Regions from separate parts of the Homo sapiens genome. Here region 2 is linked to region 1. Evidence: chromatin contacts called from ENCODE Hi-C or POLR2A ChIA-PET data. All regions are on one chromosome and are shown on one strand. The core of a region is the stretch at or near the end of the contact, and the rest is flanking DNA. Distances in the headings are between cores, read along the strand shown.

Region 1 (5,418 bases), core at 1,150-3,649:
ATGCAGGGACTTGGGTTTGGAAGAAACCATCTCACATTCCACCATCTTCAATTCATGGCTAATGTCACCACTGAACAGAAAAGAGTGTGAAATCTTGTGTGGGAGATCGTTATAAGCCACACCTAAAAGGGGTATATGTGAAGACTCAGTCACAAGCAAGACAGTCGGGAAACGCAGTCAAGCTGCATTCTAAGTAGAAAGAAGAAATGAATTTGTGACCAGCTAGTTTTCTCTGCCACATACTTCCATTGCTCAAGAGCTATTTGGAATTCCCATTTTAAAGTTACTTTCAAAGTCAGTTTATGATCCTATAAGAAAAATAAGGGATGAGATGATTATATATATATATATACATATATATATATATATATGTATGTGTATATATATCATTTGGAATACATGTGGCCAAAAATTGTATTACCAGCTTATCAACTAATGTATTCATTGAGTTTGGCCTCTGCATCAATAAGGGTTTTCCGGAGAAACAGGACCAATAGGAGATTTACTTTCTATCTCTATCTATCTGTCTGTCTGTCTGTCTGTCTATCTATCTATCTATCTATCTATCTATCTATCTATCTATATCTATCTATGCATCTGTCTATGTATCTATCTATCTATCTATCTATCTATCTATCTATCTATCTATCTATGCATCTGTCTGTCTACCTACCTACCTATATATCTTAAGGATTTGGCTCACATAATTATGGAGGATGACAAGCCCCAATATCTACATAAGCAAGCTGAAGACCTAGGAGAGGTGATGGTGTAACTCCAGTCCAAGTCTAATAGGCTGGAGACCCAGGAAGAGCCAGTGCTTTCCTTCAAGTCCAAAGGAAAAAAATATAAAAAACTTATGTCCCATGTTGATATGCAGAAGGAATTCTTTCTTACTAGACTTTATGTTCTATTAAGGTCTTCAACTAATTGGATGACACCCACCCAAATTAGGGATGGCAGTGTGCTTTACTCATTCTACTGATTCAAATGTTAATCTCATCCAGAAACTCACTCACAGACACACTAGAATAATCATAAACCAAATACCTGGGCTCCCTGTGGCTCAGTCATATTGACACAAAATTAACCATCAGAGCTCCCAATAACCTTTGGTTACTTATAAAATTTATTGTTTACAAGTTACATATCTGACAGCATTAGGAAACCAGAGAATGCAATGCATTTGTTGAAGACAATTTCCAAAGAGATTTTCCAAAAGTATTTTGGACTTGGCCTCTCAAAGTCTACACTCAAGAAGATACCATTCATATGTATATATTTATATGTTCTGTATGATTGATGTGAACTAAATTACATGTATGGAGTTCATTGTCTGTTAGAAAACGCTAGTAGTAGCTGAGACTTTCAGAGTGTCAAAGATAAGATTACTTTTCATGTAACCTGAGATAACCTGGACAAATGAAATATCTTTAATCTGGAAATGGGAGAATACTGTCAACATTCCTGGGTTAAATCATAAAATACCGCATAAACAAAATGGAAGTATTGTAGTTCAGAGTTGATAGTGATGATGAAGCTGGTGGTGTTGGAAGAAAGAGGTTGTTTTGCCAAGGACATATATGGATCCTCATTTCCCCTCCAATTTTAGATTTCTCTCAGCAGAGGAATCAGCCTTGTATTTCTTTCATATTCTCACAGCACCTGGTACAGCACCCAACACAGAGTAAGTGGTCAACAAATTTCTGTTTGTAAACGATAGGGTTTTCAACAGATACCCAATGCCCTGAATATCACTTTCTGCCATTGTGCCATTATCCTGTTCAATCAAGTTGCGTGCATCAGTTTAAGACATGCACTGTTATTTCAGTGTTTTACATCAGCCATTATAGGCTTCACAATAATTTTATGGAGTCCTTGGAAGTATCATCCAATTTTGTGACCCCAAAACATCCTTTATAGATAAATGAATAGTCTTGAGGGGGAGGCATCTTCGGCTGTTTTTTTCTTCAGTATGTCTCTTTTCTAACTTCTGCATAACTTTCCATCCAGGCTAAAGACTTATGAAAACAGCACCTTATATGCTTCCTACACCAATTACAGAGTACTCTACACCCTGAAAGAAAGGGAGTATATTTGTGTCTAGAGCTCCTGATGGGTTAACTACCCATGTTACATGTCATATCTCATCACCTGGCATTCCAGATAGTCTAACATTTTTCTTTTGTGATCTCTCCTTATAAGGCTTGTACCTTTCATCTCCACACTGTAAATTCTGGTCCTTCCCATTCCTAATTTCTTGAGCCACAGTCCATGTAAGAACAGACTGTGGTCCCCTCAGTGACATGGCACAACTTAGCCTAGTAGGTTGAGGGATATGCCGAACCAGTGAGTAATGTCTGGGAACTCTTTGGCTGACGTCCTCCTGTGCAAGGACAAATTTGCATTCTCACAAGTTCTCAGAATGTTTCTCCTTTAGGAACAATATCTGACACTGGAATTTTTGAAACCTGCAGTACTGTGTCAAGCCAAGCCTCTTTGCCGATAGGAAAAATGAAAGCCAATTTTGTTCTTCATTCCTGCGACTCGTTTATTGTGCTATGACCTTGTGTAGACTAGCCTTTAATTCCCTCAGAGATCTGTGTAGACGACTTGGCATCTCAATATGTGTTTTCATGGCAATCTAGGGTCTGGTGCCTTTCCTACCCTCCACAGCCACCATTTAGTGATCACTCCTTGGACTTCTGCCTCACTTACTTTCACTACACAATTTAGAACTTAATTATACACGACTTTATATTTTTGGACTCTTGTTTCCCAGTCTTCACTGCTAATTTGTTAAAGGAATGGATTATATTTTATGCCTCTTCTGAATCCCACCCAAAGCACCTAGCATCCTGCTCTAAGTAATCTAAGAGTCACTCACTAAATAGATGCCATGACGATGAAATCATACGAATGGCTTTTGATGACATACCAGATCTTACACATTCAAATGAATGCTTTCCTTGGCAAGACTGCCACCTGGCAGGCTACCCACATATGCCAGTGATGTTATCAATGCTCAAAATAATTTTTCAGTGACTCTGTCTGCTTGAATTAAACTGAGCATCTTGGATAATTATTTAATATTTGTTATTTAGCATCTACTATAAATGCATGGCACTGTTTTTAGTGGGTACCACAAATATATTAAGATATGATTTCCTGGTCTCAGACCTTTTGCAGTTTTATGTATAGGGTCAGAAAAGGTTGTGACAGCAATTTTACAAGGTAAAATCTGGCAAATATCATATGGGAGGTATAAAGGATTATAGGGATCAGAGAGAGAGAAGGTAATTTACAGCTGAGCCTAAAGGGGACATACATCTTCAATCTTTATGTTTGTAAATCATTGTAAATATTTATTAGATAATTGTTTTGGTCTTAAGCAACAACTAAAAACTATTTAGAACTAGTTAGGGAATAAGTTATGTAAATAATTGGGTAATACTGTTAAAAATTGCAATGGAGCAATAAATCATATCCCTAGGTTGGAAACTTGTTTTGAAGGGAACTGTTTCTTCAAACAGAAAAACATAGTAGCCACCCGAGCCAATCAGGTATCATAAGATACCTATGATGTCATTCACACCTGTCTGCCATCTAATTTTTGACCATTCATCTCCATGTGCCATTTGTATTTGTTTCCTCATTTGTAAAAGTAAAGAACATAAGCCAGACCAAAGGTTTTCAGCGGAATTATGAAAACATCCAGGAGTTATGGGCTTCCCTATGAGATTTCACTTGAATAAATATATGGCAATAAAATAGTATTTGAGAATTGCTAGACTTCATCACTGTTGAGTTCTCTCACAGCTCACATGTTCTATGATCTGCACATAGTAGATGAGCTCCAACCACCAGTAACACTGGGTGACAAGAAACAACCAATTGCCTGCTGCAGATCATCTGCTCCATGGCCAAAATGTCTTGGGGATTCCCAAGCCCCAGGCACAACCCTGCTTATCTGTCACTAGCTCTCCTGTCACCTGGTTTTATTTCCCTCAGAGTAGTCATGACTCTTAAATTATTTATTAATCTACATTTGTATTGTTTTTATTACCCACTAGACTATAAGATAATCCATGAAAGCAAAAAACTTGTCTATTTAGTTTATAGCTATGTCTTGAGTAACTAGATCAGTGCCTGGAACATTGTAAACATCCAATACATTGTTGTTGAAAACAAACGCACAAATAAATAAATGAATTGATTGATTAATTATTAATATTTCATGATTTAAGATTCAAGGGAAGACCTAGGGAAGATAATAAAATATAAAAATCAATTCAATAAAGAGATAGTGGAGCATTTTCTATACTTCTGGAAATGTGTGAGGTACTGAGAATACAGAGTGAATAGACCTATTTTTGGTGAGCTCATAGTCTATTTTGTGAAACAAAGCAGGAATGCAGGGAGGACTGTATACAGGAGAATAATAATAAAACATGACAGCATATCAAGAAAGATCTCAAAGATCCCACCAACGAGTGGTGAATGGCTAATGCATGTAATGCATTAGGCATTTAGAGGAAGCAGAGGAATTCCTGTGAGCTGGAATGACCTAGAAGATCTTCAAAGAGGAGAAAAACATCAAGAATAGAAGGATGTGAAAAAGTGGGCATCCCAGACAAAGATTGGAGGTGAAAAAGGGAAAGGGACAATCTGACTGGAGAGAAAAGAAACTAACTCTTAATGAGAACCTAAGGTGTGCCCCACACTAGGCAATGTATGTTTGGATACCTTTCTCATGTGTCCTCCACACGTTCCTGCAAGGTGAAAAATATTATGTTTATTCCATAAATGAAAAAAAATTGAGACTCAGAGAGATATGGAAACTTGCCTAGATTCACAACCTCTCTGTAGTGATGAAGCCAGGATTTGCACCCAGATCAGTTTCATTCTGAGGACCGTGCTCCTCCTACACCTCACCAACATAAGGAGCTTCTGGGCTGTGGAAAGCAGGGGTGGAGAGGGGAATAGTGAAAAATAAGGCTGAAATTAACTTACTGTTAGAATATGCTCAGGGCCTGGAGTGGTATTCTATACTATAAGACCAGTGAAGGTAATGAAAATACTTGCCCAGAAGAGTGACTCTTGGAAAATACTAATTTAGGCAATGTAATCTGAATGGATGGAGAGAGATAGAAGCAAGATCAGTTAACAGTTATTGAAGCACCTCTGAGCTGAGGTAAGTACAAATGAAGTAGAAAGAAATAAGTATAATAGATGGACCTACATTTAAGAATTGTAGAATAATAGGATCATCACAGGGAGAAAGTCAGGAAGCATGTGCACCCTTAACACTGCTGGCAATGCTGCCTTGCTATGCACACCCCTTTTTGCTTGTTCCAGAAGTTCCTTTTTCTAATTAGAGCCCCTACCCCCAGTTCTCTCTCTCTCTCTCTTTTTCAT
Region 2 (5,571 bases), core at 2,396-4,895, 43 kb before region 1:
AATTCCAACTACCAGATAATTTCCCATTGCCAATGGCACATTCCTAGGTGAAGTGTCTATGGTTTATTCATTCAATGCCCTAATTAATTGTTTGTATTTGTTTACTAAGAGTCTTAGTGCATCAAAAACATCTTCTGTTTTGCTTTAAAACACTGTGAATAACTTTGGGAATAAAATAGAAAATGTAGGCATGATTTGCTACTTTCCCAGATTCAGCAACAACTTCTTGATGTGTTTTTATTTCCCTTATAAGAACATTCGCCATCAATGAAATGGATAGGCTGGGGATAAAGTGAACATAAGGGCATTCTCGGTGAAGTATTTGGTTATTATCAGACATAAGCCAGTGGCATTCATGACATAGACCCTGCTATTTTAATGCTAGACAGGTAATTGGATGATCCTCATGAGAGTGGGTTAGTAACATTAAGTATAGAGAGATTTCTCTTTGATGATGTGCCCTCCTTAATTCCTTTCTCTCTCTGCTCTATTATTCCCTTTCCTCTTTTCTATACCACTTGTACTCCTAGGCCAGAGTAAATATTCTCATCCCAACAATGAGCTACCAGTAAGTTATTTTAACAGCAGGATATCTGCAAATGAAAAGGTCCTGAGAGAAAGTGTATATGTGTGTAAGTCTGAGAATTACTATGTATTGTCTAATCTAATAATTGTCCAATATGTTCTGTCTGAAACTGTTAATCTATTTGGCAAATACTAGATAACAATGCAAATAAGTGGGAATGATATTACAGAAGCTGCACTACAAATATAGTAGAAAGATCTTCAGAGCTTTAGGTAGTCACAGCAGAGGTTGAACAAGGCTCCTGGTCTTTTTGTTTTCTATCTATGGTTTGTTGTAATATTTCAGAGCAAGATGAACAAATACTTCAGAAAATGGCCCCTGACCCACTGGGCTCCTCACCCTCTTGCAGAAGCCCTGCCAGGAATTGGTTTCAGCAGCAAATGCCAGAAGATGGATCAAGCTCATCCCTTTCACCCCACTTAGCTGAGCTACAGATGTTATTCATATTCATCACAGTGTCCAGCTCTTTGACAAAAGTACAGAGTTCCTTGGCTCAATAAAAATCATATGTCATCGAGTTTCCTGGGTTAAGTGCATGCTACTTAGAAAAGCATTTCCCTTGGTCTATTTGTTTGATGAGATGTTTGGAGACCTCCAACATCTGCATATCGGTTGCAGCCTCCACTGTTGCCAAATGCCCTCTTGCCTCTACTTCATTCTCCAAGGTGCTCACTCACTCTGCTCAGCTCTACACTTTGCTATCTTTTGGCAATGCTCAATGTTTCCCTGAACCCAGTGAAATGTAGATATTCTCTACCAAAGTGCAGAATGCTGGGAACAGAAGGAGGAGGCAGTGTAGCTTCACACAGTTTTATTATTTCCTGCCCTTGGTCTCAATTCCAAAAGCTGAAGATTATTTCCAAATGTGCCCTGCAGCCAATCCCATCATTACACGGATATTAGGTCCTACAACCCAGCATTGTGGCTTAGGCATCTCTATGCCTCATGAGACCGTGTGTGGGTTAAGTTTTGACATTGAAAAAAAAAATAACAACCTTGTAGAACTGATTGAAAACATATACAGTGTGGCAGGGCATGCATGTGGATCTCAGGCTGTGGCTTCATCGATCTGAATGGAAAACATGAGCATCTGATGCTATAAAAAATCACTTAAAAAATAGACACCTTTTAAAATTCTTCACTCTATCCATCTCTATCCACACAAATTAATTTGAAGGTACATTAGAGTTTACAGGTTAAAATTCTGCTTTGGAAAACTATTTGTTTTTAATATGCAATGGAACCTCACTCTAATCTCAGCAGTTTGCAGTGAAATCAAAGGCATCATTGAATAATGTAATGGCTTATATTACTCCAAGAAAATCCAATTGCTAGGTAAAAAGAGTGGAGGTGAAGACATTTCTAAGATCATGTTACTATTTTTCCCTGTTATTTTAGAGATTAAAGCAAGATAAACATACACAGTGAGAGGCTTGAGTATAAGTGATGGGCAGAGTAAGATCAAGCCTGGAAGTTTTTCTTAGTCTAAATTTAAAAGGTGCTACTCTTAAGTTTATCCAATGTACCATTTTGTTTCATGACTGTGTCCTGTTGCCAGACTGATTCCCACTCTCTCCACTTTGTTTTCATGCTGCCCTCTTGATCACTACACACATGAACACACAAGCACATACACACAAACATGCATACACACATATGCACATGAGTACACATACATACATGCATGCATAGGTACACATGCACACAGGCATATGATCACATGCACGCACACTCTTTTCTTCTTTACTTGATGTTATCATCCCTGAGGAACTTTCCCTATCAGAGGATGGGCTTAGATGCCCTTATTTTATGCTTCAAATTATGCTTCATTAACAGTCTGTTCACATCTCTCTCATAGCATTTACCTCATCATACTGCCTACACCTCTTTCCTCTCCATATATCAAAGTTTTGTGAAGCTGGGGATCACATTTCACTGTGTTATCAACTTCTAGGTTAGCTCCTAACACAGAGTAGTTTCTCAGTTCATGCTGAACTGAATGAACTATATGTCTATAACCATCCTAAAAAGGATTTCTCTGGGAATACTTTCAAGAGCACTAAAATAAAGAGGGTCAAGACGTGGGGACTATCTAGGTCAATTATTTGTATGTAGTCAGTCCAGTGGTTATGAGCCAGGCTCTGAAATCAGCAGACCTGTTTTCACCTTTTCACAGTGTTGAGCAAGTTACGTAACCTCTCTAAAGCCCAATTTTCTCTTTTATGAAAAAGAAATGATGTTCCCTACTGCATGAATTGTTGTCAGTCTAAAATGAAATAATCATATGAACTACAGTAGCAGTCAATGATATAATAGCTGAGATGGTGATAGTAGAGATTGCCTTTATATTAGAGATGATGTTTTACTCCATCACCAAGATATGTAAATTCTACAAAGTGGAGATTTTTGTCTTTTTTTCATCCTTTGCCATTAGAGACAGGATGGCAAAGGAAGTTCTAGGAAGTTTCTGATATATAGCAGGCACTCAATCAATTATTTGTTGAAAAAATATGTAAATATGGGGTTTTCTCCCGGGAAAGGCAATAGATTATACAGCTTCATGCACACTCTCTGGCTCTTCTGAACATTTGCTAGACAGCTGGCTGCATATTTACCATAGACTGTACAGTAATCAAACCTGATGATTTAACTACCTAAAATTTTAGCTTATTAGGTCAAATTAGTCGAGTATATCAGTACTCAAGAAGAATGAAATGGAGAATTTAGGAGATAAAAAAAGAAGACTGAAGACATATTCTTTCTTGAAAATCTATCAGACCTGGAAGGAAAACCATGTGTGGAAGTGACCCAGAAGAAGCTGAGGAATACACAGAATGACCTGCAGAGGCCCCTTTCAGCACTAATGATCCATGAAGGAGATTTACAGACCCACACGAATTGACCCCAACCAAGCCTTGGCTTGCTACTTTGCTCCCACGTTGGCCGGTGTTCTCACTTCACTCACTACAGCAGCTCCTTCCAACCCTGCCCTGCCCTCAGTCTCTGCTGCTGGAAATGACCACTGGCCCATGGCCCAGAGGGCGTGGCTGGCACTGTGGAAGTGGGGTTTGCCTGACTTCTACATAAAGGCAGCAGCTGGGCAATACACACAACCTGAGCAGAGCTGCGTTTGTTTTATGGACAAGGCTCCCATGTGAAATTGACTTTCCCTCTTTGCTGACTTGGCCAGGTTAGCAGTGCTCACTGCTGGATCACAGGAAGCACATATTTGCTACAAAGTCTATTTGGAGACCCACATGGCCCTCAGATGAGCAATAATCCAGATTTCTTATTTTATTTTTTTTTCTTTTCCATGGGAATAAGAGCATTTCTCTGCCAAGGAACATATTTTAAGCTTTTCTTTTGGCTGCTCCTGTGGGGGAGCTCAAGGGCCTGGTGATTTTTTTTTTTTCTGTGCATCAAGGAGAATCTGGAGCCTTTTGTGAAAAAGAAGGGAAAATATGCTTCATGCACCCAATTGACCTGTCTCATCCAGTGAAAGAAGTTTTTCTGACAAAAGTTGAATTCATTATTTCTTGACAGGGATGGCAGGACATGTGAGAAGAAAGTAATGGGTTATTTGAATCATTCTAGCCACACCTCTTAATAAAAAAATAAATTATGTTGTGCAAATATTTTGTAGATCACAGCATCTATTGGCAGCTACATGCTATTTTTCCTTTTGAATAAAAGGGAAAACAAAAAGTGACAGAATCCTGGGGGGTGGTATTATTTTAGTTCTGATGAGTAACAAAGCCTGGACAGTCTTCTTTGTTTCAGGACAAGGCCCCGGTGATTGTGGAGGCATCAAGAATCCTTCTCACAGCTTTTTGCCAGTGACAAAGAAGGAAATATGGAGGGTTCTGACTTAAACAGTTCTTGTATCAAGACTACTTTTTAATGAAAGAATTTGGGGGTATTGGTTGTTAATTAGCATATGGAGCAAGGGAGAACACTGATCAACATTCAGAAGCCAAAAGCCAGACCTAGCTAAAAAGGAAAAGAAAAAGAAAAAGAATGGCCAAAAAGTGAATTAATCAAAACCCTGGGCATAGCAGCTTGTCCAGAAATAAGGATAAGAGAAAGGAAATGGAAAAGTGGTAATAAGGTAAAAAATCAAGGAGCATTTTTGAAAAATCATGGTTAATAAGAGCAAAATTGATGATGTCAGTTTAAGAGAAATGTGAATAAAACACAGAAAAGAGGCTAAAAAAGAGGAAGATTAACAAGAAGCAAAATTGAAGTACTGTCAGAGGTGCTTGTGTGGTTTAAAAACACATGTTACCTATAATAAACAAGATTTGTCAAGTCTCAAATAAAAGAAACAAAATAGGGGTTTTGGTGTTTGTTAAAATACATTTCAAATTACCTTCCCCAGGCTGAGCTCTTCTCTCTCTCTGCCCAGGTTTCAGAGAGGCAGGGCGTGCTCTTCCTGGTCTCTGTTTCCCTTCTAATCAGGTGTTTCCACCTTGGTCTCCAGCTTCTAGTTAACCTTTACTTTCTAATTTGCAACTTCTTTTTTATGGCCCCCCACTTATGGGGCTACCAGCCTATATGTGTAAATATGATCACATACACATTAAGCTCTGATTCTCCCCCAAACCTTCCACCTGTCTTCACAGGTCTCCTGGGGATGTCCTGGAAAGTTGGTTCAACACAGCGTCTCTCTGCCAGTATCCCTATCTTTTCATTCTTTTCCTGCACACATGTTTGTGTGCCAAATGGATGCTCAGTACCAAAGCCCTCTTATGAAACTGGCCCTATTTTCCCATAGAACTGATGTTTATGGCTTTTTTGAAAAAAAAAAAAAAAAATAGAAATTGACCCTCCTGGTCTTAAAAGTTGAAACTTATGTTTGTCTTATCTGAGTTCCTTTCTCAGAAAGACCCTCAGTTCTCCCAGACGGTATCAAGGAACTGACACTCCTCTTCCTTACTTGTCCCTAATTCCTGTTTCCCTAACTGACCACCTGCTTTCAGTTGGCC

The links. Hi-C counts contacts between places; a loop is a spot of excess contacts on that map. ChIA-PET counts read pairs that join two places held with the same protein, here RNA polymerase II (POLR2A).
Region 2: a loop to region 1 is called in a map of ascending aorta, with 2.0 times the contacts of the local background. The contact joins two enhancer-like sites. A Hi-C loop is called at or near these places in 2 of 168 maps with a recorded cell type or tissue (K562 and ascending aorta) and 1 of 37 single-sample maps with no recorded cell type. POLR2A ChIA-PET finds 5 or more read pairs at or near these places in 4 of 52 experiments (A673, BJ, HepG2 and 1 more).

What each region holds. Positions count from the first base shown.
Region 1 is chr1:219,301,977-219,307,394 of GRCh38, reverse strand. It overlaps a transcript of LYPLAL1 not described here. Among named protein-coding and RNA genes, the nearest start is that of LYPLAL1, 130 kb to the right of the region's middle. Within about 2 kb of position 2,399, at least 4 of the 41 ENCODE cell types and tissues checked have a DNase peak (open chromatin) inside an H3K27ac peak, as active enhancers do; they include ascending aorta, where a contact is called at or near this core.
Region 2 is chr1:219,346,290-219,351,860 of GRCh38, reverse strand. It overlaps a transcript of LYPLAL1 not described here. Among named protein-coding and RNA genes, the nearest start is that of LYPLAL1, 180 kb to the right of the region's middle. Within about 2 kb of position 3,645, at least 7 of the 41 ENCODE cell types and tissues checked have a DNase peak (open chromatin) inside an H3K27ac peak, as active enhancers do; they include ascending aorta, where a contact is called at or near this core.